Regions from separate parts of the Mus musculus genome. Here region 1 is linked to region 2. A link is a loop called in an ENCODE intact Hi-C map of the cell type or tissue named here. Cell type or tissue: left cerebral cortex. All regions are shown on one strand. Links, peaks and the distances in the headings refer to the core of each region. The heading gives the core; the rest is flanking DNA.

Region 1 (15,752 bases), core at 7,085-12,084, 90 kb before region 2:
TTAGGACTAAAGTCAAGGCTGCATAAATTCTCCACAATGCTTGCTTGCTGGCGCCTGCTTTTTGGAATTTCTGGAGACTCATGGATCTTCATGCAGAAACTGACCTGGAACAAGACCCCAAGATCCTTCTGGATGTACTTTGATGTGTCATCTTCCCTCTCTAGACCCTGGTGGCTTCTTGGTATCTGCAGAGAGTGAGCCTAGAAAGGAAGCACTCAGCAAGAACTCAGAGTAGCAGGCATATGTGCATGCTCTGTGTCCCTTGCCCAGTCCTGTGGTCAATGGTGAATCTTTCTGGGGCCTACACCAGCTCCAAACGCATTGTCTGAAATCCAGTGTTCATTTGGAACTCTTGCTAGGGAAAGCTGCAGATAGGCTGGTCAGGTAGCAACCTGGTACAAAGGGGACAGACAAGGCCAATGTTGTCTTTGCCCGGCCTGGACATTTCCATCACTCTTATCCTGGGCAAGGTCTTCACTTTCCAGTGTTCCACTGGAAATGTGGGATGGGACCAGGGAGAGCCACAAGGTTCTATGTCATCCTGGGCCTTCCAGTACTTGGGAATGTTGTGCGGAGGGTTTTGACAGCCAGCTTGACAGGGTTCAAGGGCTACAGGTTCTCTGGGATAGTCACAGCTTTCAGAAACAAGGGGTTTCATAGAGACTGGGCAAACAGCTTCATAGATGTGTCAAGGACAGAACTGCTCAAGGCCTGTAAACTAGGCTGCCCAAGACCTCCTCTCTGACAGCTAAGCCATGAAAGACTCAGGAAGGACATGGCTACCATTCTTACCCATCCAAATGTGCTGTTCCCTATGGCATAGCCATCACATAGCTCTCTGTACATCTCCGGCTCTAATCCTTTCATTCAGCTTTGTACCTCTTTTTTTTCTTACTGGATGGAGACCAATTAGGGGATGCCTTGGGAAGCAGCTTGTGGCCCCCTTGCATTCCTGTCTGGGACAGACAGGGGTATCTAACAACTTGCTACTCCATGTGTGGTCCACAGACCGGCAGCATCAGCATTAATAGGGAACTTGCTAGATAGTAGATCCAATCTCACTCCACACTTAACCAGAAACTGCTCTGTGATATTTTCTGTTGGGTTTGTTTTGAGACAGGGTCTCACATGATAGCCCAGGTTGTTCTGGGACTCACTGTATATCTAACCCAGGCTGGCCCCAAACTCACAAAGCCTCTCAAATTCTGGGATTCCTGGTGTGTACCACCAGTCTGCCTAGCTATGTGGCATTGCACCAGAGCAGCAATGTCTCCCACCCTCAGGTTCCTCATCTCCAGATGAGACCCATGAGGCTAATCACCCAGGGAGGTTAAAGGATGAAAGGTTAGCACACGGGCACACTTGGAAGAGGGACGTGTTGAGATGTTACTTATATCCAGTAAGAGTCTTCCTTTGACCAGAGAGAAAATCTACTTGGCTGACCTCAAGAAGACATTTCTTTCTTCTGAGAAATACCGGTTAGGGCTTCAAGTCAGAATGACCCTCGGTCATTTTGTTCGGATGGGTAACTTCCAGAACCTTGAGTAGATGAATTTTGTTTCCATTTCCTCTATTATTAAATAGTAGGGTTGATGGTGCCCCATTAGAGGGCTGTTGTGAGACATTAAAGACACAATGGGGGGGAACATGAAGTCAGTGACTGAACGTCATGGGCTGTGGGAGCTACTATACCATGCGGGCAGGAGTTCCATTTGATCTCTCACGAGTGTTGCAAGTAGAAATGGCATCAACGATATAAGAGTGATCTGGGTGTGGAGGAACCTTCCTGTGGTCCAATTAACAGGGAAGTTGAAGCAGGAGAATTACTTGAATACAAGGGAGGGAGGGAGGGAGGGAGGGAGGGAGGGAGGGAGAGAGAAAGGAAAGAAAAAAAGGCAGGGAGGGAAAGGAAAGGATTATATATTTCTGCTTTCTCATGGTTTGTGTGGGAGAGTGGGGGTGTCATGAATGCTTGCTGGGGAAAGGGTACACACACAAACACACATGCACATCTCTGTGCATGTGTCTGGAAGCAGGAGGTCAATATCAGGTGACTTCCTCCATTGCTGTCTACTTTAGTTTTGAGGCAGAGTCTTCCACTGAACCTGAAGAATGAATGGCTGGCAAACCCTAGAGATTCTCGTCTTTGTTTTTCCAGTGCTAGAATTCCAGGCCTCCGCACCTGGCTTTTTATGCCTCTCATGTGGACACCGGGGATCTGAATTCAGTCTTCAGGCTTAAGCAGCAAGCATTTTACTGACTGAGACATCTCTCCAGCCCTATGATTGAATTTGTATTCGCTGTCCCGGTCATAGGAAGCAGAACTAACCCCAACAATCTAAACTCTGACTGTTCTGTCTTAGAGAAGTTCTGGGGACAGTCTACACAGAATACACAGGCATTCATTCAGGTGGATGCATGTGGGTATCTGGTCTACCTGGACTGGCGTGTGCTGGTGCTGGGTATGTCCAGCCTACCTGACCACACTGCTCCACAACTGGCAGGGCTGTGCTCCTCCGTTTCCAGTAGAAAGACCCTTCAGATCTCCAGGTGCTTAGAACCATGGTTGTGTCGTGTTTGACTGTGTAGCATGCCTGGGCTACCTAGTGACATGAAGATCTTTGAGCACTGTATATTCTACCGGTCCTCTCTCCATACATCCTGCTGCTCCCCCCAGAGAATGGCATGAAAAGGGGCACAGGTTTCTGTATCCCTGAGCCATCCTTGACCACATTACCTCTTTCTGGTCTAGATAGCCCTGGTTTGCTTTCCAGGGTAGCTTCTGTCCATCTGCAGTCAGTGCCCTGGGCTAAAAGCCATATTGTCTGGGTCTCATGGATCTAGAGCCTAGATCAAACTTTCAAACTCAAAATATCTTTTGTGTTTGTTTGTTTTGGCTAAAGCATCCCTCCCCAGAGGAAATATATGCTCCTGACTGAAAACACAAGCGGTGAGGGAAGGGACAAAGGCAAACAAGATAGGAGAGGGGTCTGGCTGATACCTAAATATGCTTTTCCACTGCCCTGTAGTTTGCTGAGAAAGAAAGACCTTCCAGGAAGTACAGGAAACAGAGGGGTAAACATCCCTCCAAGATTAAGTTGTCAGACCCCTCTTCTCCCATAGGTCTAATCATGCACTCCTAGGATCTGAGAAGAGCTCTCTCCCAGCACCTAGAGGGTGTGCCCTACACACACACACACACCTGGATCCTATTGTTTGCCAGACTGTCCTTTCCACCCACCCCTGCCCACCCCTCACCAGACCTGGGGCCCATGTGACCTGTTGTCTTTTTGATCCCCCACCTCATCAGCACCCCTATTGAGCATGCTCCAGTGTGCACCAGCCAGGCCACTTCCCCGCTGCTGCCTGCTTCTGCCCAGTCGCCCGCTGCTGCCTCTCCCATTGCGGCCTCGCCAACCCTGGCCACAGCTGCTGCCACCCATGCTGCTGCCGCCTCTGCTGCAGGCCCTGCCGCAAGTCCCGTGGAGAATCCGAGGTAACTGGCCCACAGATGCCAGACCTAACCGTGGGGAAAGGAGACAAGAAAGGAGCCACCCTGAGTCGATTGGTGGACAGCTGGATCCGGGCAGTTAGGTCTTTAATGGGTTCAAAGGAAACCAACCGGGACTGGTGCTGCTTTCTACAGAGTGTGAAGGGGAAGCTGGGATCTATTGTATGGGATGCACGAGCCATGATTAGTGAGAGGGTTTTGTTGTTGTTTTGCCCCACACCCCCGAGAAACATCTCTAGTGATAGATAAAAATCACACACACACACACACACACACACACACACACACACACGCATATTCGCATGAACAGTAATGCACCACACACACACCCATCACAAAGGAATCCTGCGCATAGTCTTTGTTCTTAGAACTCAGATAAGAAACTTGAGAGTTATTGTCCATGCCTGGAGGAAATCAAGGAAGACTCTCTGGAGGTGGGACCACTGAGCCTACACACACACACACACACACACACACACACACACACACACCCCAGGGTTTCTTTGTGTAGCTCTGGCTGTCCTGGAACTTTTTTGTAGAACAGGCTGTCCTCAAACTCACAGAGGTCTGCCCACCTCTGCCTCCTGAGTGCTGGAACTAAAGGTGTGCACCACCACTACCCAGCCCTTTCTTCTCTTGATGTGGAAGCATTCTAACTTCAGAGGTCCCTCGTGTAGTGGAATTGAACTCTCTTCTCAGTTGAGAGCTTTCCCATTTGAAATGTTGAGAAAGTGCCTTCACCTCTGAATCTCCTTATCCTTGTCAGTTTAAGGTGTCTAGAGAAGCACGTGTAGACTGAGGTCACTCTTGAAAAGAGTTGTACATGAAACACCTAGTGCACACAAAACAGTTAAAATAAGTACTCCGAATCCCTGTGTCTCAGCCTGCCTTCCTGGGTACCCACCAAAAGAGAGGCCAAAGGGATGGGGCATGCAGGGAGGAGGAGGAAGAAGAGGAGGAGGAAGAAGTGAGGGAGGGGGAGGAGGAAGAGGCAGCGTAGCTAGATGAGTCATTCCAGAGTGGCCAGCAGTGTTGGCCCTGTTGCCTCTCCAGGCTTCCAGGAACTGTCTAGTTGCTGTTTCCAGCCAGGACCCAGATTCCACAGCCTCCAGGGAAAACATGCCTCTTTGGGTCAGGGTGCATAGAGTCAGGGTGCAGCTTCCCAGCATCCCACGTGGTGCCAAGCCCAGCCTTGCTGCAGCTCAACTCAATCATTGGAGGGTGAGCTTGGTCCCGGTTTCTAGAATGGTCCTGTCCCATTTTCCTAGGACAGGATTAAGAAAATGGCCTCTCCTCTGCCTCTGTCAGACTCTCTTCTCATTAGAGCCTTGCTTCCTTCCTAGAGCAGGAACTTTGGTGAAAGTGAAAAATGTGGAGAAGGGGGAAGCCTTCCGATTTACACAGGGAAAGAGAAGTGTCGGGGCTGAAGCCTGTGAGCGGTCCAGCCCCGACCCTGCCTCTCACTGAAGGGCAAACTCCAGCTCTGAGCTCCAGGCTTCGGTGTCCAGGCCTGCACACTCACTGCTGAAGAGGACACTGGGCTTACAGTAGAAGGGGCCAGAGGTGCACTCTGAGCACAGATACCTCCCTTCCTCACACATGGCCTGGAAAGGGGTTGAAGTTCCTTGGATGTCCACCTCGGCCCGTCACTAGTTATCTTCAGCTCTGCTTCCTTTTCCCCATGCCAATCCAGGATGCTGGCAATGTAGCTCCCAGTGGTGGGAGAGTCTGGCCCTGACCACTGACCCCTAGCCTTATCCAGCTGCGGTAGAAGCTAAGCACCCTTCGCACACCGTGTTTTCCTTCCTGTCTACCTGTGTGCTTACTCCTCTGGCCTTAACACAGGGATCTAGCCACAGAGGACAGGAAGCCCTCACTATAAATGTGGTGTGAAGGGAAGGGAAGGATGCACAGGCTTGGCTGGGACAGCATCCAGTCTCCCCTGGATCCACTCAGGCTACTAGTGATAGGTTATCATCCCACGGCCATCCCTTCTAGGGACCCAGACAAGAAGGCAATCCTTCCTCCTTCATTCCTACCTGGGTCCAGTGGGCCCATGGGGAAGAGGTAGGGGAAAAATAACAAAACAAAACAAAACAAAACAAAACAAACAAAGCCCACAATGCCAAAGGCTGAGGGCATATTTCCAGGGGTTCATTTCTCCAACACCCCACCAATGACCCATTTGCTGGGGATGGTCAAGGGTCCCCTTTAGAATATACGATATGTAGCAGGAGCAAGGCATTAGTTAGTCTGAAATGGAGAGAAAGGCTGAATAAGCAAGCACGGTTGAGAAACACTGCATCAGGCAAGAAGAAAGCAGCTACTGGGCTCTGGAAGCTCCTGGAGCCTTCTGCTCCCCCAAGAGAGAGGCCAAGCCTGCCATTTCTCCAGGGCAAAGAACTGGGACAGTTTTGTCCCCCTCTTTCTTTGCTACCATTGTCCCTGAGCCACATGTGGGAAGCGGCTGCTTTGCTCTAGGGTCTTGACAGCTAAGCCACTAGGAGGAAGCAACAGGAACCAAGTATAGTGGGTTTGCTGGGAGCTGCCGGGACCTCCAGGCCTCTTCCCATGGACATCATCGGAACATTTAAAAATTTTTTTTTCTCAGAAAACATGAGATTAATTGGTTCCTCCAGCAGCAACATAAAGGAATAAGGAGAGCAGGTAGCCAGAGGGATCCGAAAAAGGGAAGTAGCTGTGACCATCTCTAGCTCCCTCTGCCTCGATCCACAGTCCTACTGCTACATTCTGTCTGTGGATGAAGGGCTCTCCATGTGTTCTTTTGTCTGGCTAGTATCTGCCCTCTTTCTTTCCCAAGGTAGCAGCACTAGCCACAGGGAGTAGCTTCCTCCCCTATTTGGCTTCTTTCTAGACTCTGGAAGTGACCCAATGGGTGTTTCTGTCATAGTCCTGCCTAGAGATCAGACAGCGAACCTGGAATGACTTTAGATACCAGAGCCCAATGGACTGTTCTTGTTGTAACTCTTCTGCCTTGGTTCCAGGCCACAGGCCTCTGCTTACAGTCCTGCAGCCGCCGCTTCTCCAGCACCCTCTGCCCATACCAGCTACAGCGAGGGTCCAGCTGCCCCTGCACCCAAGCCTCGGGTCGTAACCACTGCCAGCATCCGGCCTTCTGTCTACCAGCCAGGTGAGAGCTGGGGGCGGGGGGCTGAGGGCTCAAAGGGTTATCTGCTTCAGACCAAGCCTCCAGAGTGAAGGGGGCCTATCCTTCCCTCTCCTGGTTGTAGGGCAGAATCCGACTGAGCCTTGGAGCCTGTATTTGACCTGGGATGACACGTGGGTTGTACCAGGCAGGGATGGAACTACTTAGCTCTTAGGAAACAGATAGTCCTAGCTGGACGTTTCCAGACCGAGTTGAGAGAAAAGACGATGGGGGTTGCGGGGACAGAAAGAGTAAAAAGCTGTTTCTCTAAGAATCTGGGATGGCCTCAAACTAGAGGACAAGAAACTATAACAACAAAAAAAAATGCCCCAGGCTTTAGGCCAGCTTACTGTGTCACTTTGTCCTTTTGGGAAAGCTGCTCAACCAGTCTAGTATATGGCCTGCTCAGGTGACAGGGGATAACTGGGGCGCATGGACACACATAGCAGTAGAGTGGACCCAAGGCAGAGCTCACTGGTTGTGGTTGTGTCTCTATGGCCCCTGCCCCATCGGTGCTGAGTTTCATCCTGGGATGGGAGGTAGCTTTTTGTTTCCTAAGTTTCTAGGCAAGGTTGGATTTCTTCCTCAGAGCCCAAGGTAGTTCTTGGGCTTCCTGCCAGCCATTGTGCCAAGAATCTCAGGGCTCTCTAGCAGGTCTTTTCCCAGTTAGAGGAAGGTCCTATGTACTACGGCTATGCCCATAGGAAGGCCCTTGACAGCCAAGCCCCGAGTCTACTCACAGTCTTTCTTCCTGTTGCGTTCTGACCCTGAACTTTAGGAGGGCAGGGCTGTGGCAGACTTTCTCCTTTGTATGTGCCTGACTTGAACTTGCCATGAGGATACATTCAACCAATAAAGAAATGGGATAGATAGATGGAGGTGTTAACCTGGTGGTAGAGTGTATGCCTAGTATGGGTGAGGCCTCTGGGCTCAATCCCTAGCATCACACACACACACACACACACACACACCCGAGGCAGGAGGGTAATCATAGAGTAACAGGAAGAGGTCATGAGCTTACACTCTATACTCCGGCAGCTGTGCACACACAGGGAGTGAGCCTTAAGTATTCCTTTAATTATCCCTTGATAGCCATTCCATAGGTTGATAAAATAGGATTTTAGGTATGTATATACTTTCCAAGTAAACATTATACTTCTGGGGCTGGAGAGATGGCTCAGTGGGTAAGAGCACTGACTGCTCTTCCAGAGGTCCTTAGTTCAATTGCCAGTAACCACATGGTGGCTCACAACCATCTGTAATGGGATCTGATGCCCTCTTCTGGTGTGTCTGAGGACAGCAACAGTGTATTCATATGCATAAAATAAATAAATCTTTAAAAAAATACACGTCCAGCATGCATATATATGTATATATATATATATATATATATATATATATATTCATCTTGAATTTATAAAAAGCAATGATGATTTTTCATTTACTATTACAATACAAATGTTTTTCTTCACTCAAAACTACTATGGACTATATGGTCTCTCTATATAGTTTGTTTTGCTTTTGAGATGAGATCTCTATGTGGTCCTGACTGTCCGGGAACGCCATATGTAGATCAGGCTCTGTCTCCCCAATGCTGGGATTAAAGGCATGTGCCACTATGCTCTGCTTTACACATAAAATCTTAATAGACTTTGTGTGTGTGTGTTTGTTGGCAGGGTAGCTCAGGTAGACCAGGCTGATTGTTGATCCTCCTTCCTGGACCTCCCAAGTCCTGGGATTATACGCATGTGCCACCACACCCAGTTTTTAATAGACTTTTTAAAGATCAGTTTTCAGTTCATAGCAAAATCGAATGAAAGGTGTCATTTCCCAAATACCCTATGACCTCACCCCATGAACACACACACACACACACACACTTTTCCAATGCACAAACCATTTGTGGTAAAACGAGGAAGGGAATAAGTTACAGGCCTGCTTAGGGAAAAGAGACGGGTTATTTTAAGGGAGAAGGAAGGGGGCTTGTGTCCTACAAGTGTGAACTGGCCAAGTAGACTTGGGATAAAGAATAACACAAAGTCTAGGCTCCAGAACACATCCTGATAAGGCATTGATGAGACCCAAGGAAGCTTTTCTCTTGAGGCTTTCCTGACTAGAGCGACAGAATCAGTCCCCTGCTTTATGAAGCTCACCGACAACAGAACTGAGTATGGACAGGAAACATTTTAGCATGGGTGGGACACCCAGCCTGCTGTAAGGAATAAGCAAACTACCTCATCTCTCAGACCTGAATTTTCTCATTTGAGTAAGATAGGATTTCTATAACCTCTTGTTATATCTGCAGAGATAAAATAATATCTGTAGTCTGATGCCATCTCTTGCACTTCTGGGCCGAGGAAAGGAAATTCTGAAGTCAGAGCTCCACAGGCTGAGGTGGCATTTTGGAAGGGGAGCGGTACAAATCTCCTACGTAGGAGACAGAATGATCACTCAGTGCGGCCAGGAAACACAGGAAGGCGTTTGCAGAAGCCGGTAGGAGTAGTGTCAGGTGCAGACCTTTCCCAGCAGCACCGCAGGCCCTCCCGGCACCTTTCTTGTCCTGTCCCCGCATGCCCACCAGGGGGCGGCCGGGCCCTCCAGCCGCTTCTCCCGCAGCGGCCTGGGCGGCGGAGACCGGCAGGAGCCAAGGCCTTTCCACGGTTCCCAGACTGTGCAGACGTTAACTCATCCCTGCCTGGAGCAGAGGAGAGGCCTGCCTCCACCCTTCCTTCTCTCCAGGGAGGCTGGGTTGGCAACGGGCTCCGGGGGCGGCTGGTAGGCTGCCAGGCCAGCCGGGGATACGGGCCCGCACCCCGCTCCTCTGCTGGGCTGCGGGGACTTGGGCGCCGCCGAGCACGAGCAGCCCGCTCGCGGCCAGTCCCCGGCCGCAGCTTCCGGGGGGTGGGGGACGGAGGCAGGGCGGGGTTCGAGCCGGCATCTTATCTCTGGCGCCTGGGCTGGGCATCCGTTTCCCCAGAACACCTGGGGCCAGTGGGCGGAGGACACCTTGGTCCCCGGGATGGCCACGTCGGCCTGCGGGCCGGGCGGCGACCCGGGCGCTTGCCGGCGACTTAGCCCGGGCTAAGTGACTCAGATCACCTTGTTGTTTAATTACACAGTCCCGGGGCCGCCAAGTGCGATAGGAGCCCTTTGAACGTGCCAATTAGAGATGAAATATCACCTTCTAATTCGAACCGGCTTAATTCCGTCACGTAGAAATAGCAACAGCCCGGGGCTCGGAGATGGGATATCAGGTTTCTTACGGCATTTGGAGCGTAGAGGGGCGAAGCAGGCAGGAGCTGAGAGGAGAGGGGACCGTGCTCCCCGCATGTCCTCTCCCTTCTCCTTCCCCCTCCCCAGGGATCTGCCCGGGCGAACCGCCCGGAAGAGAAAGTCCTCCTCCTGTTTGTAGCCCCAGCGGGTAGGAGGTAGGAACCTGGTCCAGGATTCCAGCCTTCCTCTCTGGGGCCTTGAGTAGGGGTTTGGAAAACGAAGGCGGTTCAGGAAAGCCTCGGATAGGAGGAAGAGAATGTCTGCCCTACCGAAGGAGCGGTTGGAGAGGGAGGCAAGGTGGGCGAGGGCGGGGTTTACTTGGAAGGAGCATGCTGGAGCCTGGTTCTGCATTCGGAGTGGTTTAGAGGAGCTGATTAGGGTGCGTTTCAGATAGGAAGCTTGCAAGCTGGCTGACCTCGAGTAGCCACTTAAGCTCTCCAGGTTGTCTGTAAAGTTGACTCGCAAGTACTCTGCCTCTTGCTATTACACAAACTCCTGTGCAACACTGTGAAAGCCAGTAGCTCTTGGCAGCCACTGTTGCAAAGAACCATCCGAGAGGCAGACACTTTTAGGAAAAAAAAAAGGCAGGTAAAATTGATTTAAATACATTTTTATTTAGCTCAGCATATGAAAATTTCTGAGTTTTTTGTGTTCTTTATTCAGGGTTTCTCAACTTGCTCTGTAGATCAGGTCTCTAGAGCTGGGATTAAAGGTGTGCACCACTGCACCTGACCTTTTAAAAAATATTTTATTTTATTGTGTGTACATTGGTGTTTTGCCTTTACGTGAGGGCGTCAGATCCCCTGGAATTGGAGTTACAGACAGTTGTAAGCTGCCACGAGGGGGTTGGGAATTGAACCTGGATCCCAGCTTGTGCTCTTAGCCACTGAGCCATCTCTCCAAAGCCATCTTTTCAGCCTCAAATGCGTGTGTGTGTGTGTGTGTGTGTGTGTGTGTGTGTGTGTGTGTGTGTACACTAGAACGCAGGTGCCTACATAGGCCAGAAGAAGGTGTGGAATCCATTGAAGCTTAAGTTTAAGGCAGTTATAAGCCATGAGACATGAGTGTTGGCAATCCAATTCCAGTCTTTTACTAGTACATGCTCTTAACCACTGGGACGTTTTTCCAGACACAGCTCAGTATATTAAAAATGGTTCAGAGCTGGACTCTATTCAGATGCATGCTAGCTATTTCAGAAGCTGAGAAATAAGGTCACTTGAGGCTAGCTGGGTAACACGTAGAGACCCGGCTCAACACACAAACAAGGGGCTGAAGAGGCAGACCCGTGGTTAAGAGCACTAGCTACTCTTCCACAGGACCCACAGCCAACTTACTCCAGTCCCAGAGAATCCAACACGCTTTTGGCTTCCCCTAGGTACTAGGCATGCATGAGGTACACAGACATACATGCAGGCAAACATCTGCACACATTAAATTTAAAAATAAATAAACAGCTTTAACATACAATCAATATAAGATAATTATTACTAAGATACTTTATATTCTTTTATTAAGTCTTCAGATTTTTAAACTGAATAGCACATCTCAATTTAGACTAACTGCCTTTCAGGTGCTTAGTACATAAGGCCATGGCTTGACGATCACACGGCTTTCATTCCTAATTCCTTTTAGAGCTAGGTGTGGAGGCACATGTCTGTAATCCCGCACTCAAGAGGCTGAGATACCAGGATCTCTGAATTGTTGAGGCCAACCTGGAATACAGAGTGAGTTCCAGACTAGCCTGGGCTATATGTCAAAAAACAAACAGCTTGGCTGGGCCTTTGATCTCAGCACTTGAGAGGCAAAGCCAAGCAGAACTCTGGGTTCCAGAATAGCATGATCAACAGAGTGAGTTCCAGGGACAGCCAGAGAAACCCTGTTTCCAAAAAAAAAAAAAAAAAGACCAGCACAGAGGATTGTGGCTTGTAAAACAAGAAGGAAACAAAGGATAGAAGAAATGAAATGAAAAGCAAAGAGAGAAAGACACAGCTTACACAGACTTATACAGAACCCTAAATCTTACAACAGAGGGATGAAGCTGCTTTGAAGTTCTGTGGGATCACCTCTCCCCACTCTCCTCTAACAGTACCCCTAAAGTCACCTTGTCCCTAGCATGTTGGGACTCTCTGGACAGTGGGAAGCCATGTAAGAATGTTGAGGTGGGTGAAAACACCCTGATTTTGTGACTTACAACTTTACAAAATGCTTGTGCTGTGTCCCTCCTAGGGGTTCCCACCACACCCATTGAGGTGGGCAGGATGTCATTCATTCTATCACCAGAAACAGGTTCAATTCCTGGTAATGTGACTTCAGAGAATCACAGCTCCCTGCCCACTGCCATCCAACAGGAAACCTGCTTTAGGGCTTTCCCTGTGACAGAAAGGCCTGGAGATGAACTTGATAGTTCATTCCAACCTGGGAATCCAGATGCACTGTCCTACCGTCCCCCCCCCCCTCTCTCTCTCTCACACACACACACACACACACACACACACACACACACACACACACACACTATATCATGTACTAAATTAAGCACTCACATGTCTTAGTCCTAATAATTTCCTAATTCTTATAATCCCAATACCATTTCTTAGAGGAAGAAACAAGCCCAGAGAGAATTAATTACTCAAGCAAGGATACACAGCTAGGAAGTTGTAGGACTAGAGTGTAAACCCAGAGCTCTTCTGAGAGAGGGATGCTATGAATAGAGCCCAGAGTCTCAAAAATGCTAGGCAAGTACTCCTAACTGCTGAATCCCAAGCCTCAAACTAGGGTTTTTGATGAGTGTGTTTCTTTCCAGAGTGCAGGGTCTCCTCTTAGAGTTACAACAGACTTCTTGATGAGGTTACACACCAGTGGAAATCGGATCTGTGTTCTTTATAGAGGCAGCTCGGAGTCTAGGGAGGGTTAGACTCTCGCTCTGCTGCATCCTCTGAGGACTCCAGCCCTCAAGTGTAAAGGGGGATAATGCAGGGCTGACTCATGACCTGCGGTGTGCCTCACCCGGGCTGTAAGTGGGAGGAAGGATCCAGCTGGAGAATCTGCCATGGGAGTTAGTCTCACTCCCAGGATGGCTCTGGGGCAGGGCTGTGGAAGGCTTTACACCTCTGTACTCTCACCATAGGCAGAGCCCTAGCCATCCTCTAGCAAAGGGTGCCCTGCACTTCCCAGTTCTGAAGTTGCTGTCATTTGGGAATAAGAGGCACAGAGTTAGAACAACCCAGAATGGCCCAGGGCACCAGACAGGAGAAAGAGACCAGACAGGGCCATGGTCTGAGCCCATTTGTGATCTAGAGAGATCTGTTTGAGTACAGTCCGTTCCACTCAGGCCTGGCTTGGATGTGGGCAGGGAGGCTATCATAGTATACTTCCCAGTGAGGAAGATAGTGCTCTTCCCAGAAGAACAGACTGGGAACAGAGATGACACGTCTAGAACCATCTTTGCTACAGGAAGAGAACTGGCTAGATCATATTCTCAGGATACACAGCTAGATCTATTGAGTTGTCTCTATGGTGGAGGGCAGAAATATCCTTGGTTCTGCGAGCCCTGGTAGAGAGTGCTTTGTGTTAGCATCTACAGTGCCCCTTCTGTGTGATGAACTGTTTCTCCACTCTCAGTGAAGGCAAGAAGTGCAGTACACTCTTTTCCCTAATGGTAACCTCTGGGGTGTCATATACACTCTGAGTTTGCACCAAGGTGATGTAGGAGAACAAGAGGATCTGGCAGGGAAGGTCAGAGACCAAATGAGCAGCTAGACCCTGGGCAGCATGGTGCTAGCCCCTCTGCCTAGGCTCACCGAGTGACTAAGATAGATGGGTACCTATCGAATCAAGACCGACAAATCAAGTCAAGCTATTTTTCAAGACAATGGTAGTAGCTGAACTTGAAACATGAACCTGTGCTTTCTGGACATCTGCTCTCTGTTGAAGACATACAGCAAGCACTGATTTTGATGACTGGGCTAGGGGACCATTGAAAGCATCCTGCAGTCCATGCTGAGTTGACCTGTTCTTACCCACTTCCTGTCCCAGACACTCCCTACTCTTGCTCCCCACCTTCTACAGGACCAGGGCAGCCAAGGTCTCACAGAACCCCACCCTAAATAGCTTCACTATTTATAGCTCCATTCCTTTCTGGGGCCTGTGCAAGCTCTCCAGGCCTCTGCTGTCACCCTTGTTTATCTGGGCTTTTGCTGAGAATTGAAATCTGGTTCACCATGAAGTTGAGACAAGTGGGTCTGAAGCTTCGTGAGTGATAGTGCATTTGCTCAGCATACTTGAGTCCCTATGAATAGAGCAGACACGATTCACAACACATGCTCACCCATACACATAAACACCTCTTCTTTAGTAATTGGTGTTATACTGTCTCAATATTATGCTCATCTTGTATAGTTCTCTGGCTGGAGTGAGGGATGAGGGAAAATGAATTTCTAACACATATTCTTTGGGTGTTTTTGGCTTGCAGTGCCTGCATCTTCCTACAGCCCATCTCCAGGAGCCAATTACAGTCCAACTCCCTATACCCCTTCGCCAGCTCCTGCTTATACCCCCTCTCCTGCTCCCACCTATACCCCCTCACCTGCACCTACATACTCCCCTTCCCCTGCACCAGCTTATACCCCCTCACCTGCCCCAAACTATACCCCTACACCATCAGCTGCCTACAGTGGGGGCCCTTCAGAATCTGCCAGCCGTCCACCCTGGGTGACCGATGACAGCTTCTCTCAGAAGTTTGCTCCTGGAAAGAGCACTACCACTGTCAGCAAGCAGACCCTGCCCCGGGGGGCTCCAGCCTACAACCCAACAGGTCCACAAGTGACACCTCTTGCCAGGGGCACCTTCCAGAGAGCTGAGCGCTTCCCAGCTAGCAGCCGGACTCCCCTCTGTGGGCACTGTAACAATGTCATCAGGTACAGGTTTTGGTATATAGGAGGGGTGGCAGATAGGAGGGCAGATATAGGCGAAAGGCCAGCCAGGCAGGACAACCTCAGGTCTCTCTGGCTCGCCTCTGTGAGCTTTAGCTTCCATATCTGTATGACACTCTCATCCCTGGGGACTTGGAAGGATTCCATGAGGTAAGCGGGTAAAGCTCCCAGCTTGGTGCCTGGTGCCAGGAGCTCCCCCTTGGGCTAAGGCTGGGTTCTGGGAATCTTAAGCTGTATTGTCAGTAGGTTTATTGCGCACACTGCAAGCTGGATGACGCGGTGGTTTGCCCCAGCTTTCCCTTAGAGGTTCTTCTGGATCTTTCCACAGACAGTGCCCTGCCTCTTAGGGCTCTGATAGACACTTCACTGAAACTCAAGCAAGTCATTTCACTTAGAAGTCAGGGGTCTCAGACGGTGCTCATTAAATTCAGTATGTCTGCATTTGTGTGTGGTACATGCGTTCATATGGGAAAAACATACTCTTTGAAAACAAGCAGAAGCCAGGTGTGGTGATCCCAGCACTTGGGGGATCAGAAGCAGAGAGATCTCTGTAAGTTCAAAGCTAAGCTCTTCTAAAAGTTTGTTCCAGGCCACCCAGGGCTAGATAGTGAGACCCTGTCTCAAAAACAAAAGCAAAAATGAGCAGAGAAGAACTAGAAAACACAGAGGGAAAATTAGAACATGAAGTTTTCTGATGGTGCCAGTGTTCTGAATCTGAAACTGGACCATGATGTTTGTACCCTGTGTCTACCGCCGCCTGGCCCTATGACCTTGACTGAGTAAGCTCCTCTGCCTTGCTGTGACTTGGTTGCCTTTATTGATTATCAGGTCTCATAGGAGTTCCTCCTTCACGGCATTGTTTCGAGGATTA
Region 2 (15,752 bases), core at 5,074-10,073:
AATAATTGCATTTGGCTTGGTGGCACACAGCTGTAATCCTGGCATTTTAGAGTATGATGCCAGGGGATAAGTTTATCCTGGGCAACTTCACTTAAAAGTTCAGGTTCAAAGTGAGGTCCTGTTTGAAAAGAAACCCAAAGGAGAGAACAGAGGGAGGGTGGGTTTTAATGCGTTGGTATAGTTACATCTTATCCCTCAATATCAAGTAAAATCTTTGTATGTTAAGTGTAAAATAAACAAACTGACCCCCCTCTCTGATGCCCTTGCCTCATGACTGCTTATTACACATAGTTGTGTGATCCCCCCCCCCCGAAAGTGAATAGAACACTTCATTCCAGATAGGGAACATGCCACAAATGAAAGAAAGAGTGCCACCCAAGTGTAGTTTGGTGAACCAGTGAGCCTATTGGGGTTACTCAGGAACATGGCCAAGACTTAACAGAAGAGCTGCATCACTGCAGTTCTCTGCCAGCACTTTCTTACTGCTTATTATGGAACTCTTGGCGAGGAGCTCCGTAAGTCTTGTGTTTTGTAAGCTTCCTAAGTCTTATGAATTTCCCTTCTCTCTGCAGGATCAATATTCTAATTAGGAAAACACAGCAATACAACAGAAGCATAGGCATAATCTTTAATATTTTAAGAGCAATTTAAATTTTCATTCAATTTATAAGGAATATTTTGGGGTACGCTCTACTCTTCCAGATGACCCTGGTTTGATTCCCAAGACCCACATAACTATTCATAACCATCCATAACTACACATGCACTCTTGGGGCTTTAGAACGCATTCCTGGTGACCTCATTTTATTGTAGCAGAACTCTTTTGGTATTTTCAGCATTGGTATTTTTCATAAATTTAATTACAAGTTTCTTTATGATTAGGATTGTCCAGCAGTGGATGTTGCACTTAGTAGTCTAGAATTACTTTCTAGTGATTTTTTTTTTTTGATAGTAGAAATTTTACTGTCTTGTAAAGCTCTATTCATAGAATCTTGTTTGATGGTGCTTTTACATCTTAGCTAATAATAAATATCATTGATAATTTCTTAAAGTCTTTACAGAAAAAAGGATAGTATGTATTTCTCTACTGATTCTGTTTAATTGGAAAGGAAAGATGATTATCAAGTATGTTAACTTACATAGAAAACTTAGGGTTTTAGGGTAAATTGAAGCGGAGAGGTGGTTTTGTGGGACTGGCTTTGCTGCAAGCTTTCCCTAGTGCAGCTGGCATTCATCAGGAGTAGGGAGAGGAGGGGCGAGAGCAGAAGGGCAAGGAGCTATCCTTAGCGAAGACAGAAGACTCAAAGTTGGCACAGGAGTTGCTGCAGGTTTCTTTAGTTTTGTGCTACAAGGGCTCCTTATTCCACTAGAAAGCAGAAGCCATTGTGGCACTGAAGTTCCCTTGAATGTTTTCTTTGTAATTAAAAAAAAAAAAAGCTGGGTGTAGTGCACACCTTTAATACCAGCATTTATGAGGCAGGAGCAAGTGGAACTTGGTGTGTAAGAGGCCATCCTGGTCTACATAGTAAGAGGCCATCCTGGTCTACATAGTAAGAGGCCATCCTGGTCTACATAGTAAGAGGCCATCCTGGTCTACATAGTAAGTTCCAGAGCAGCTGGAGCTGCATAGGAAGACCCTGTCTCAGAAAATACATCTTTAGATGTCTGTGTGAAGGTAAGGCATTTGTGTGCAGTGCCCATGGAGGATGGAAGAGAGTGTGGGTTCCCCTGGACCTGGAATTAGAGATGGTTGTGAGCTCCCTGAGGTGGATGTTGGGATCCAAACTCTGGTCTTCTGGGAAAGTAGTGAGCATTCTTAACTGCAGAACCATGCCTCTAATTTCCCAGAGAAGACTCCTGAGGACCCTTGCTGCAACATCACTGCTTCAGAGTCTCGCTTTACAATAGAGGTGAGGGATTGAATTTATCTTCAAATGCAGCATGGGCCTAGTGGGTGTCTAGAGCAAGGCAGCAGGGTATAGGGGTTTATGAATGGAAAATGACTAAGAAGAAACTACAGGTTAAACAGGTATTTTGCTAAATCTACATAACAGGATTTTTGCTGAAGTCAGGCCAGAGTCAGGGTGATAAAGCATCACTTGAAAGAATAGAGAGGAGAGAGGGACTTGATCAGATATGAGGTAATGGAAGGTCCTGCAAAGTTGGCTTAATTTAAGACTGGATTTTATGTGAAGGCAAACAGGTCTGCATGAAAGAAAATTTAGAGAAATTTGATCAAGCAGAGAACCTTTGTCAATGTTTAGGATTACATGTGGTGGGTTGGGTGTTTCAGGAAGCCTTGGATGGGAGACAGGCTCTTCCTATGTAGTCTAGACTGATGTGACACATCATCCTCTTACAAGCTTTCTGATTACTAGAAATATAGGAATGTCCCGTGATGGCCTGATTGACGTGTCGGTTTAGTTTTAAAAGAAATCGCTAGGCAGGAGAGACAGCTGGGGGTGGGGTTGAGGAATATTTAAGAGCACTTGTTGCTCTTGCCGAGGACCAAAGTTCAAGTCCCAGGAGTACCCACATGGCAGCTCACCACTGTCTATAACTCCAGTTCTAAGAACTCCAACACTCTCTCCTAGCCTTTATGTATATCAGGCACGTACATGGTGCACACATGCAAACAAAACATTCATATGCGTAAAATAAATTAAAATGAAAAAAAAGCCAAGCTCTTGTCCAAAATGGGGGGTGCTATTTTGCATGTTCATCAACTATATTTGAGAAAATCCATTTTTTTCACATTTTGCCAGTACTTAGCCACTGGTTGAATTTATCTGTCCTTACAGGTGTGTAGTAATATCTCTATATTAATTTGTATTTCTTAGTAACTAGTAGTCTTTTATTTATTTATTTGCCATTCATATGACCTCTTGGTAAGAATTTTGTCGGGGGACTTTTGGGATAGCATTGGAAATGTAATTGAGGAAAATACATAATTAAAAAAAAAAGAATTTTGTCACTTACAAAAACTATTTTCTTACTGGATTTTTTTCTTTCCACTGTTGAATTTGGTTTGTTTTTCCAGTGCTGGATATTGAACCTAGAGCCATGTTGGTTCTACAAGCACCCTACCACTGAACTGCACTCCCCCCAACCCCCGTTGTTGAGCTTTGATGCAACTTCATATATTCTTGATGAGTCTTTTTTACTTCTGTACTTTGTAAATATATTCTCCAAGTTTGTATCTTGCTCTTTTCCCTTCTTAAAAAGATCTCTTGTAAAGTAGGTGTTTTAAATCTTAAGTTATCAATGTAGTTTAACCACCACTAGTGCCTGGTGTGTTTATAGTAGTAATAAAAGTATTTGCTGGGGCTGGTGAGATGGCTCAGTGGTTAAGAGCACCAACTGCTCTTCCAGAGGTCCTGAGTTCAATTCCCAGCAACCACATGGTGGCCTGCAACCATCTGTAATGGGTATCTGATGCCATATTCTCCTGTGTCTGAAGACAGTGACAGTGTACCCACATATATGAAATAAATATGGCTGGAGTGAGCAGGGCCAGAGTCGGGGGAAGAGTGTTTGCTAATCATGTGCCAGGTCCTGGATTCAATTCCCAGTACCACAAAAATAAACCAATGGAAATCCATTACCCCTACAGAAACCACCAAGAATAAACACCAGTATGCATAGTACAATTGTTATTGACCCTAAGTGTCTAAATGTTACTAGTAATTCTTGTATTAAGGTTTGTTTTATACAGTACAGCATAAATCCATCTAAGCAGAAACTTAAAATTACTTTAAAAACTTAAAATTTAAGTTTCTCTATTTTAACATGCTTGAAAATTTTAGCCCAACATCTTTGGTAAAAAAAAAAAAAAAATTACATTTATTTGGTGTTTGTCTTGTTGTTGTTACATTTCAGTTCATTTTTGTATGTTTTTGTTGTGTGCATGGGCATGTGCCATGGTACAAGTGTGGAGGTCAGAGGGAAACTTGCAGGAGTCAGTTGTCTCTGATATGTGGGTCCTGGGATTGAACTCAGGTTTCTAGGCTTGGCAAGCAAGTAGCTGTGCTTGCTGAGCCATCTTACCAATCCCAGTGTTTGATTTTTTTTTTAATAAGATCCCTTGTTGAACACAAGGTTGAACTTGAACACGTGAACATTCATAAGTGAGGAAGGATGTGTGGACAGAGGGGTATATTGTGGGACACACTACAGCTTCCAGGAGATGTTTTCTATGTTTTGTTTGTGTGGTTTTTTGGGGGAAGGGTTTGTAAGGGTGGATATGAGGGAATGGAGAGATGCATGATGGGAAACTCTTAAGTCAATAAAAAGCTATTTAAAAAAACGAAAAGAAAAAAAAGCCAAAAACTTGTGAACACATATTTACAGTGCTAACAGTGACCTAGTAAGTTAAGTGATTTGGACCATTTTGCTTATGTAAATCCTGTATCTATGCTTGCATTTATAGAGGTCCTTCTTCTGCATTTTTTGGATTTCTAGTATGTAAAAAATGATCTGTAGACCTGTACTGTGAAGCAAATCTTTTTATTTCATTTTTTTTTTTTGTTTAACTTTTGAGGTACAGAAAGATTTTCTCAGTAGGCTGTAAGATTAGGTTTGTTTGTGATTTGTTTGTTAAGATTTATTTTAGTGAGTGTTTTGCTTGTATGTATGACTGTGCATCACATGAATTCTTGGTGCCTGAGGTCAGAAGGAGAGGTCAGATCCCCTGAGCAGGAGTTACAGATGGTAGTGGACCACCATGTGGGTGCTGGGAACTGAACCCAGGTTCTGGAAGAGAAGTTAGTGCTCTTACCTGTGAGCCATCTCTACAGCCTCCAAGATTAACTTTTAAATTTTTGTTTCTGAAATTATTTTCCTGTTATTCACCTATGAGAGCATAACAGGAGACTAAATAATTTGGATTTTGAATTATGGTATATTTGGATATTGGGGCTGGATAATGTGTTTCTTCTCTTTTAAAAAATTAATTTTAAATTTAGCCTAAAACTCAAATCTTTCTTTGCTGTGAAAAAAAATGTTATAATAATTAGTGTTGTAATAAGCAATGGTTTGCATGTTATTCATCATTTGATCCATTGCAATTATCTGGTAAAGTGTTTAAATAAAGGTACATCAATGGCCTATTTTTACTTTTATGTAAGTTAATGTAACACAGTGATTATCTCACTTCTGTTTGGAGTGGACTCAAGTCCCTCCAACCCCCTAAATGATTTTAGAGTAAACTTTGTGCCATTTCTCTAGTATCATATGTGTGTGTGTGTGTGTGTGTGTGTGTGTGTGTGTGTGTGTGTATGTGTGTTGTTTATTTATTTAATCAACTTAGGGGAAATTTTTCTAAGATATAAAGATTTTGGATTAAAAAAATAAAAACACCAGTCCTTCAAATCTATTTTCCCTTCCTTCATTTCTTAGTGACATTCTAAGAGTAGGTTTGAAAACTGCTGGGGCCTGGTTATATTGTGGATAATGATAGCATTGAGAGGAACCAAGAAGGCTCCTAAGTGCAGACAGTGTTACTAATAGCTGTCAGGGTCTGCTCATTTCTTGGACAATGAAAGATTTCTCTGTGGCAGCCCATCTGCTGAGTGGACTCTTTAAAGACGGTTGCTGTCTTCTATGTTGGACTGGTCTTGAGTTGCCCCAGGTGATGTGAATTTAGTTACTATTGCCAAGACTGTCAGACCTCAGCATACTGTCATTGAATGGTCTGAAGACAAAAGGATTGACCTTGTGATAGGATATAGTTATATTCATATTGCTTTTGAAAATTTCTTTCTGTATGAAACATAGTATTTTTCCTCTTTGAAGTTTTAATTAAAAAAAGTCAATGAAATTGTTTTAAATTTTTACGCTAGGCAGGAGGAGGATGATGAGCTCCTGGAGTCCATAGTGTAAGTGAGCATGTATATTTTTAAATAAATTAAAAATTGTTATTGTTTGCCATCTTGCATTTTTGTAAATGTCCCTTGAAGCAGTAGGGTCTTTAAGGACAGTGTTAGTGTGTATGGACCCCCTCCATATTAAACAAATAAAAATTTTTAGGCAGTCTACAAGAAAGGGAAAAGTGAGATTGCAAGAAAATTGTTTCATGTTCTTTTAGTTGATTTGTTTTAAATTGGTATTGTTCATTAAAACCTAAGTTTAACATAAACATTTGTACCTAATTGCCTCGAAGATTGCACTGTGTCATTTCCCTAAGTACTGTATCTTCTTTTGGCCAGTAATTGTTCATTGACTTTACTTTGAAAATAAATAATTTTACCTATGAAAAATTTTTAGTGCTCTTTTACACATTTTATTCTGACATTAAAAGCTTTTTCTTAAATAAGTCTTTTTTTTTTTAAAGCAGATTTATGAAAATATGCATCGCTTTGATACTGTCTTGGAATTCATGAGATGGAAGCATAGGTCAAAGCTGTTCGGAGAAATTGGAACTACAGTTTTATCTAGCCACATCTCTGAGGTAAGGAAAAGATTAAAGAAAATGAAGTTGTCATGTCCGCTCTCGACCAACAAGAATGACACGACCACCAGTTCTTCTAACAGCAGTTTATTCAGCAAGCTTCAGTCTTCATCTCTCTCACTTCATCTTTTTCTCCCCCGAACCCCGGGCCTCTCACTCTTAAATACTCTCAGCCCCCATCCACTCACGGCAGGCCATGTCACCTCACCAGGCACGCAGCTTCAGCCAATCAGGGCGGCAGGGGCATGTCTTCACCAAATATGGACTTGTTTACACCGCCAGCATCATGGTGCACCTGCGCAGCTCTCACGATGGTCGTGGCTTATTTTCAGGTGTATGAGGAAGTCAGGTGCAAGTCTTGAGACTTAGCTGCAGTCCCGGTGCCATCTTGGGGCTGCTGCCACACCCGCTCCTCACATGAAGTCATAAAAAATGCTTTCTTTATCACTGAAGGCAGACTGTGTGTACTTGTGTATTTTGTGCACTGTGTGTATTGTGTGTACTGCTTCCACAAAATCTTCACTTGTGGTCCTTTAGTGTCCTTGTAACACCAGAGCTTTGTGTTAACTATTCAGCTTCTCGAATCACCTTCCTTACAAATTAATAATTTTAATATATTTTCGTGTTACAAATAGGTGGTAGCCTATTAAGAACTGCCTTGAGATCCAGTTTTGTCTGTGTTAGTCAGCTTCCCTTAGTGTCATGAGACATCTGTGGTAATTAACTTATAAAGAGGAAAGATTTATTTTGGCTTAGAGTTCTGAGTGGCCTTGTTGCTTTGGACCTCTAGCAATGCAGCACATCATGGCAGGAGTCCGAGGCACAGCAGATCACTAACCTCCCAAGCACCCAGTTCCAGAGGAAGGCTGGCTCCATTGTCCTTTGCAGAAGCATACCCTCACTGACCTGATGGCTTCCTACAAGACTGCACTGTCTCACAGTTGTGCTACCCTGCAACCCAGGCCTTACTCCTGTACCGGCAGGGGATATTCAGCTAAACCACAGTAGTTAACAGTGTTTTGATAGTCTTCAGTGACATATTCTTTAGTGATAACTTTGTCCTTCATTTGGATGACTTGTGCACTACCTTATAGTTGTAACTGTTAATAAGGTAATTTCTAATCTAGGTGATTCAGAAACTATTTCTTTCATTTTAAAGGGATTACACAAGAGACACAAAACTGTAAGCAACATACGTGAAAGTCTTTCACGACCAACTCCATTGTTCTTCTCCCTAAGTTCCCTTTCACCTGTCTAGTGTCCCGTCTTTTGTAGTCAATTTATTGGTCTGTTTATGTATCTTGAGTTAATTTTAATATCTACCTGTATGTGTTCCTACAGAAGATAGAACATGGTGTTGGATTCCCTGGAAATGGAATTACAAGTGATTGTGAGCCACCTAGTGAGTGTATTGGGAACTGAACTCAGGTCCTCTGGAAGAATAGCAAGCTTGCTATTCTCTCATAACCACTGAGCCATCCCTTCAGTCTGACTTCTTGATTTTCAAATTTATTCTTATAAAAGTATGCATAATGAGAATACCTACTTACAAAGCATGAGGATAAAGTGAAGGATGTAGAAAAATTCTTTTATTAAACTGATTTATTTATTTGTATGGGACTGATACCTGCCATGGTACATATGTGGTCAGAGGATATCTTGTACCAGGCAGTTTTCTCCCTCCACCATGTTTGTTCTAGGGATTGTACTCAGGTTATCAGGCTTGACAGCAAGTGCCTTTATCTACCAAGCAATATCACTGACCCAGGAGAGCTTCCTTTAGTGGGGGCTTTCCTATGGTACTAGGAGCAGTGCTAGGCATTGAATCCAGGCCTTTGTGCCTGCTAAGCAATTACCGTATCACTGAGCTACATTCCCAGCAGTTGGAACTCTTAAATGTTGACACTAATGTTGATTTTATTATTATTGAATATTACTAATTACAATTACTGCTAGGACTTCGTTTTTTTATTTTTATTTTTTAGATTAGAGTAGACTTTATTAAGGGCATGGGGAGGGAAGTTAGGAGGGTAGTAGAGGCAGAGAAATGCGGAGAGAGAGGGAGAGTAGAGGAGTAGAGGCTGGCTGTGAGTTTGGAGAGATGGGGGAAAGGAATGGGGAATGGGCGAGGGGACAGAGCAGGAACAAGAAGGGAAGAGCAAGAGAAGAACGAGAGGACTCTTCATTCTTAATATTATTTACTCGTGACATTATTTTTACATGGTACAACTTTGTGTGTGTATGTGTATGTTTCATGTCTTTTCAAAGTACTCCTTTGCTTTTATAGATGAATGCCATTTTTCTGATTATATATTTAATAAATTTTAATATGCTGACTTCCTTTGATAACCATTCTTGTTTTCTCATATTTTCATGTATATGTGCATATGTCTGTGTGTGTGTGTGTATACTTTTAACATCTTTAACATCTTTGTTAGTCATTCATTGCTTTGCCCATGTGTCTCACAAAAAGGGAGGAGGGGTTTATTTATAGTCATGGTGTCAGAGATTTCAGTTCATAGTCCTTGGCTATGATGAGGCAACACATGATGGTGTGGGAGTGTGTGGTGGAAGAGATTCTTTTGATGGATAGGAACAGAGAATGAAGAAGGGTCTGAGGCCTAAGTATGACCTTCACTCCACCTTTACACCTAGAACCTCCTCCCATAGTACAGCCCAGGTATGCTTGGATAGACCAGCTTGTGGTGAACACCTCATATTCAAACTATAACTTCTATCATCCCTAGGATCTTGAAATAAGTATACATATTTGTTCATTCATTTAGCCTGTTTAGAGCTTCTTATTTGTGGGCAGTTTTGTTTTGTTTTTGACAGGCTCTCGACTATGATGCCCTGGCTAGCCTGTTACTTGCAGTGACCTCTGTGTCCTGAGTATGTGCCACCAACACCTGGCTTTTTATTTGTTCTTAAAAGCTTACAGTTGAGTAGAGCAGTACACATTTGTGATCCCAGCAATTGGGAGGTAGGGAGGAGGTTCAAAAGTTAAGGCCAGCCTCAACTGTAGCCAATTTAAGGTGAACCTAGATTATATAAGACCCTCATTATTATTTTTTAAGGCTTCATCTGTCCATGGCTCTTGATGAATTTCCCGTCTCTAGCATCAGCTTCTCTAGTTGCACATCTAGAGGTTGCTAACTGTGTCCTCTCAGCATAGTAGTTCCCTCCATTCTTTGTTTCCATCTTCTGTCAGCCTGCTCAGTCTGTTTTTTAATGTGTTACAGTAACACTTCAGATTCTCTCCTTCACCCTCCCCCTTTATCTTCACAGTATTTCAGTAATGATCTTTGTAAGCCATGGCAAACTCGTTTGCTTAAAAGCTTGGAGTGATTTCTTACTGTCTGTTGAGTAAATATCAGGCTTCTTTAGCATGTGAGAAACTTTATGCATTAATTCCTACCTATTCTTATTCTTACCCCCTTGTATGTAAGAAAATCATAATTGCTACTATGGTGGTTTGTAGTTTGATGGTCTTACCCTGTTATGCTTTTGTTTCTGATTCATAGCTTGCAATTCTGTTTATTCTGTCTTTTTATTCAAGCATTATATCATTCCATTATCTGTCATCAGTGTTTTAAAGACATCTCATACTAGCTCCTAGATTTCATTTTACTTCATGTTTTGGGCTTTGAAGTCCAGCTCCTGTGCTTTGTTGTTAAACATTAGAATTTTGATGATCTACTAGCATTTTCTCTACCTTGTATCCACTTTTACACCTACTTGTCAATGTTGCCATTAAATCAAACAGTAATAGTAGCCGTATTTTTTATTTGCTACTATCCACAGTTTTGTAGCCATATATTCTTGGTGGATTTCTTTTTGAACAGCTTATGGACATTATCATGAAAGTTATTTTGAAGCCAGGTGTCCTGGCACACTTTAATCCCAGCACTCTAGAGGCAGAGGTAGGCAGATATCTGTGATTTCAAGGCCAGTCTGATCTGTATAGTGAGATCCAGGCCAATGAGGGCAATAGTGAGACTGTCTCACAGCTATCACAAGAAAGAGAGGGAAGAAGACATAGGACGTGGTCTTCAGTAGGTCTGTGGCACAGTATGAGAGGCTGCATTTCTGAGATGGTCGCACTAGCTTTGACTAGCAAGGTGGCTAATACAAAGTTTACTTATACCCATTGTAGCCTTCCTAACCTTTAATTAATTTAGATCACAACTTTCCTTTTGAAGGCTGTGGTTTTTAAAATATGTACCCATGTAGTGACAATTTTGAGTTTTGGTTTCTTTGAAAAACACATAAATATGGGAAATGTGGTTTCCTTTTAACCCCAGGTGTGGGGTACATGGCTGCTTCAGATTGTCCACAGCAGCTGACTATGATTTGCCTTGTGCTCTAACAGGGATGTGATTTTTTTTTTTCCCAGCTGCAGATAGTTTCTGTGATTATGTGACATTTGGAATTTTGGGGACTTTTCAGAGGGTATATAATCAATCACAAAGATGTGAAGAGAAAGACCACTGACCCAAGTCACCATTACCAAATTAATTAAAACAAGCTTTTTAATTCATGTACGTGGATGGGCTGCTTCCCCCTAAGGTGAGATTCAAAAGGCTAACATTGGATATGAAAACAAGGATTTTAGAAGTAGGGGGCTTTCAAATAGGGGGTTTGGTGGGCAAAATAGGCCAACTTACAGGAGCAGAACATAAGTGTACCAAGTTAGTCATAAAGACCTCCAGCAACAAAGGCGTAGATTGCAAGTGGTTGGAACAAGGTAGTCTTAATAACTGGTAGTCATAGCAGCCTTTTGAAACAAAGTTAGAGTTGCAAGATGGTTATAAACAAGTTTTGAAACAAAAACATGGTTGCCATTTTCTGGAACAGATAGTATAGAATCATTTGTAATCAAAGTTACAGGTAGGGTATAGCCCAATCCTTGAGTAAAAGAAGTTTGTACCAAAGGAGTGGTGTGTGTGTGTTTGTGTTTGTATGTGTGTGTGCATTTTCATAGCTATTGAACTATGTCATTTAGCTTTGTATAAGTCTGTGGCATGGTTAAAAACTAGGCCCATTATTTGCTGTGAACAGTAATTGTTAGTTAGAGGATGTTATATTTACAGGCAGAAGGTTCACTATGAATTTGAAACTAGCCTGGCCTTCTTAAGTGAGTTCTAAGTCAGCTTGGACTACAGAGTAGTATCATATCTTATAATAAAACCAAGAGGATGGAATATCAAAGTATGCCAAGTGCTAAAGAAAAAAGCCTGGCTGGGGATAACAGGAAAGCTTTCAAGTAGCAGTGCCATTACAGTTTGAATAGGATAGGGTAGGATCACTGAGTAAGACAAGTGTTTTGTTGTTGTTGTTTTGTTTTTCAATTAGCTCAGGGACCAAGTAGCAATACATCTTTTCTTATATCCTGGGGAAAGGATGCAGGTGGCAGTCCTATACATGTGCCAGGCTTAGAGCAAAGGCTTTTGTGTCTTGTTTAAGGAAGAGCCGTGGGTAGTGCAGCTGGAGTAGAAGAGGAACTGGAGACTGGTGGACATCTCTAGACTTAAGCTTTTACTCTGGGAGAACCAGGCTATCACTGGAGGTCTTTAAACAGAGGTGTGGTTTACCCCAACATAATTAGGATTGCTCTGCCTGTGTGGTGAATATGTGGTGTATAAAAGTATTTGTAGACCATTTATAAGACTGTTCCAATCATCCAAGTAAAGGTTGCTAGTGTCTTAAATTAGAGAACAATGGAATTAGTGCGAAGTGTGTAGGCTCAGGATACAAACTGAAGGTAGAAACAATTGATTTGATGGCAGGAGAATGAGGGGATGTCTTTGGGTTTCTATTGCTGTGAAGAGACACCGTGACCACAGCAACTCTTACAAAAGAAAACACTTAATTGGGGCTAGCAAGACTGGGTTTTTCTCTATGTAGCCCTGGCTGTCCTGGAACTTACTCTGTAGACCAGGCTGGCCTCAAGCTCACTGAGATATGTGTGCCTCAGCCTCCACCTCCTGAGAGCTGGGATCAAAGGTGTACGTAATTACTGCCCAGGCTGACCTGGAACTCATGATGCTCTTGCCTCTGCCTCATTCAGCAAATCTTACTGTCATATGCCACCACAACGGGCAGTTTACTGCCTCCTCACCAAAAAGTTCTAAGTAATTGAGGCTTCAAACAAGATTGCTTGCACAGTCAGTATTTCTGAGGATCTGGTTTGTCTTCTGGTCTTATCTCAGAGTAGCTGCCAGCAGCTTCAGAGACTGTTAGCTCCTGTTCATATTCAAACTGAAGGATTTTCTTTTCCTTAGATGCTAAACCAGGTTTGTGTTGTTACAGATACACTCACAGCTCTTGAAGCAAAATATTTTCTCCAGATTTGGATGAGATCGGCTTTTTACTGTTAGAAAAATAATCATGACTAGAATAACCCTGACCAACGCTGCTGCAGTTGTACATGTGCACATTGGGGTTAGGGCTGCTGGGAAAGAAGTTAAAATTCGGGAAGGAAAATGGATGAGTTGCTTGTTAAAGGAAAAGACGATATTCTTATGCTAATCCAGGCTCTGGATAAGGAGCAGAGCTGCCATGCAAACAATGGCTGTGGAGCCAGAAAGTCTGCAGCCAGAATAGTATTTCTCAGAAAGCTTGTCAGGCCGGGCGCCTGGAGCTGCTTAGGGGGGCTTTCCTTGGAAGGGGGGCTTTCTTTGCCGATTTATGGAACTTGCAGCTGGCCAGCTTGCTGGAAATTCCCACACCTTTCTAGTATTAAGTAAAAATGAAGGGTATGGGGGAAGCTTGACAGGAAAAGGAAAGAATGACTGCAGACTTGTTTTTTCAGCTGACTTCAGACTTTCCCTATTTCGTTAAGGGTTTTCTTTTCTATTTGTTCTTTAGTTATGATTGAACTGTTAGTTCAACCTTCTTGTTTGTGAACTTTTATATTTTTTTAATTTAAGATATTCTTGGGGTTGGAGAGTTGTCTCCACAGTTAGGAGTACATACTACTCTTTCAGAGGACTTAGGTTCAGTTTCTAGCACCTATATAGTCTACTCCCAGGGCACCAGACACACAGGCATGCATCCAGACAGACAGTCATGTATATGAGTAAATCTTTCTTTAGTGGGTGGTGGTGGTGGCACACACCTTTATCCCAGCTCTTGGGAGGAAGAGGCAAGCAGATCTCAGTGAATTTGAGGACAGTGTGGTCTACAGAGTGAGTTCCATGACTACCAGGGCTATACATAAAAACCCTGTCTTGAAAACAAATAAACAAATAAAAATAAATAAAAAGTAATAGATAAATCTTTCTTTTAAAAATACTTTATATATTCTTGTAATTTCATGTTATTTTCTTGAAGAAACTGTATCAGTATGGGTATATGCAATTGTTAGTTACCAATTTGATAGCTTTTAAATTCCTGCATCATTTTACTGTTTTGATTAAGTGGTGTTTTAAATATCTGCCTGCGTGCATGCATGTGTCTGCCACTGATTCCTCTGTCACTTTTTTTTTTTTTTTTTTTGAGATCTGATCGATCTAGTTAGGGTATCCATCATGTCCTCACAAGACTCCTGTCTCTACCTCCCCAGCCTGGGTTTTTGTTTTGTTTTGTTTTGTTTTGTTTTTAATTTTTTATTAGGTATTTTCCTCATTTACATTTCCAATGCTATCCCAAAAGTCCCCCATACTCACCCCCCCCCAGCCCCCCTTTTTGGCCCTGGCATTCCCCTGTACTGAAGCATATAAAGTTTGCATGACCAATGGGCCTCTCTTTCCACTGATGGCCGACTAGGCCATCTTCTGATACATATGCAGCTAGAGACTCGAGCTCCAGGGTACTGGTGAGTTCATATTGTTGTTCCACCTATAGGGCTGCAGATCCCTTTAGCTCCTTGGGTACTTTCTCTAGCTCCTCCATTGGGGGCCCTGTGATCCATCCAATAGCTGACTGTGAGCATCCACTTCTGTGTTTGCTAGGCCCCCGGCATAGTCTCACAAGAGACAGCTATATCTGGGTCCTTTCGATAAAATCTTGCTAGTGTATGCAATGGTGTCAGCGTTTGGAAGCTGATTATGGGATGGATCCCTGGATATGGCAGTCACTAGATGGTCCATCCTTTCGTCACAGCTCCAAATTTTGTCTCTGTAACTCCTTCCACAGCACTGGGTTTTATAGACATGCATAGCTGCACATGGTTTTTATGGGCCTACTGGGAATCAACCTCAGGTTCTCATACTTACACCTTACAGGCTGAACCATCTCCTTATGTGAGTGACATTTGCAAATGTAGTTGTTGTTTTTAAACTTTAAAAATATTTTATTTATGTATGTATTTCTTTGAATGTTGGTCCTCTGTCTGCATGTACATCTACAATACAGAAGAGGGAGTCAGATCCCTTTACAGATGGTTGTGAGTTACCATGTGGTTGCTGGGAATTGAGCTGAGTACTGGAAAGGCAGCCAGATGGCTAACTGCTGAGGCATCTCACCAGCCCAAGTAGATAGTCTTAATTTATGGTGAAATTTCTAATGAATGTCAGTGAAATAACTTAGCTGTTAAAGGCCTGGCTTCTCAAACCTGACAAATCAAGTTCCATCCTCAGACTCAGTGATCAGACAGTATTGATTTCCCCAAAGTAGTCTTAACTCCCTAACTCAAGTGCCACATGATAATAAATAAAATCTGTTTTTAAAGATTCGGGTGAAATTTCTAGGAATTTAAAAAGCATGTATTTTATTTTTAAAGGTTAGGATAAAATACCAGTCTTGGTATAGTTATAAAATAAGGTTACAAAGGGTATGTGGTATAAGCCTTTAAAATCCCAGTACTCAGGAGGCAGAAAGCAAATAGGATCTTTATAAGTGTGAGGCCAGCCTGGTCTACAAAATGAGTTCCAGGACAGCAAGGGTTATACCGAGAAACCGTGTCTTTAAAATAAAATAAAATAAAATAAAATATAACCAGGTAATTTGCTGTTGTATTATGATTGTACATATAGTTAATCATGAGACAAAGAAGTCTGCAACATTATTTTTGCTACTAATGATTATAGCAATGACACCTATTTATTGAATATGTAATACTGGGGTACACAGTACTAACTCATCTAGGTTAATAATATTCTCATTTTGTGATTAAGTAAAAAGGGAAGCCTTCATAAATTAATTAACATTTTTAAAGTCATGACTCAAGTAAACTAGCACAGACATTTGGAACCAAGCAAATTGCTATCATAGTTACCCCATAAAAATTGTTCTCTGGGGCTGGAGAGATGGCTCAGTGGTTAAGAGCACTGACTGCTCTCCAGAAGGTCCTGAGTTCAAA

The links. Peaks named below come from ENCODE experiments on the same cell type or tissue, not always from the same donor. Only the 100,000 strongest peaks of a DNase experiment are listed, where the experiment ranks them.
Region 1: it touches region 2 in a loop (8-fold over the local background); 19 of 42 quality-filtered maps call a loop at or near these places.

The regions. Positions count from the first base shown.
Region 1 is chr14:34,543,087-34,558,838 of GRCm38, reverse strand. It overlaps Ldb3 (LIM domain binding 3), which reads left to right. Exons shown (of 15, transcript NM_001039074.2): 9 at 3,311-3,496; 10 at 6,517-6,662; 11 at 14,422-14,866. Among named protein-coding and RNA genes, the nearest start is that of 9230112D13Rik, 28 kb to the right of the region's middle. In left cerebral cortex, for the core only: CTCF peaks have their summits at 7,986 (motif pointing left) and 9,253 (motif pointing right); DNase peaks (open chromatin) are centred at 9,322 and 10,137; H3K4me3 peaks cover 1,723 bases; H3K27ac peaks cover 1,642 bases.
Region 2 is chr14:34,451,195-34,466,946 of GRCm38, reverse strand. Bmpr1a (bone morphogenetic protein receptor, type 1A) reads left to right here. Exons shown (of 13, transcript NM_009758.4): 2 at 6,335-6,448. Among named protein-coding and RNA genes, the nearest start is that of Bmpr1a, 43 kb to the left of the region's middle. In left cerebral cortex, for the core only: a CTCF peak has its summit at 7,857; DNase peaks (open chromatin) are centred at 7,857 and 8,966.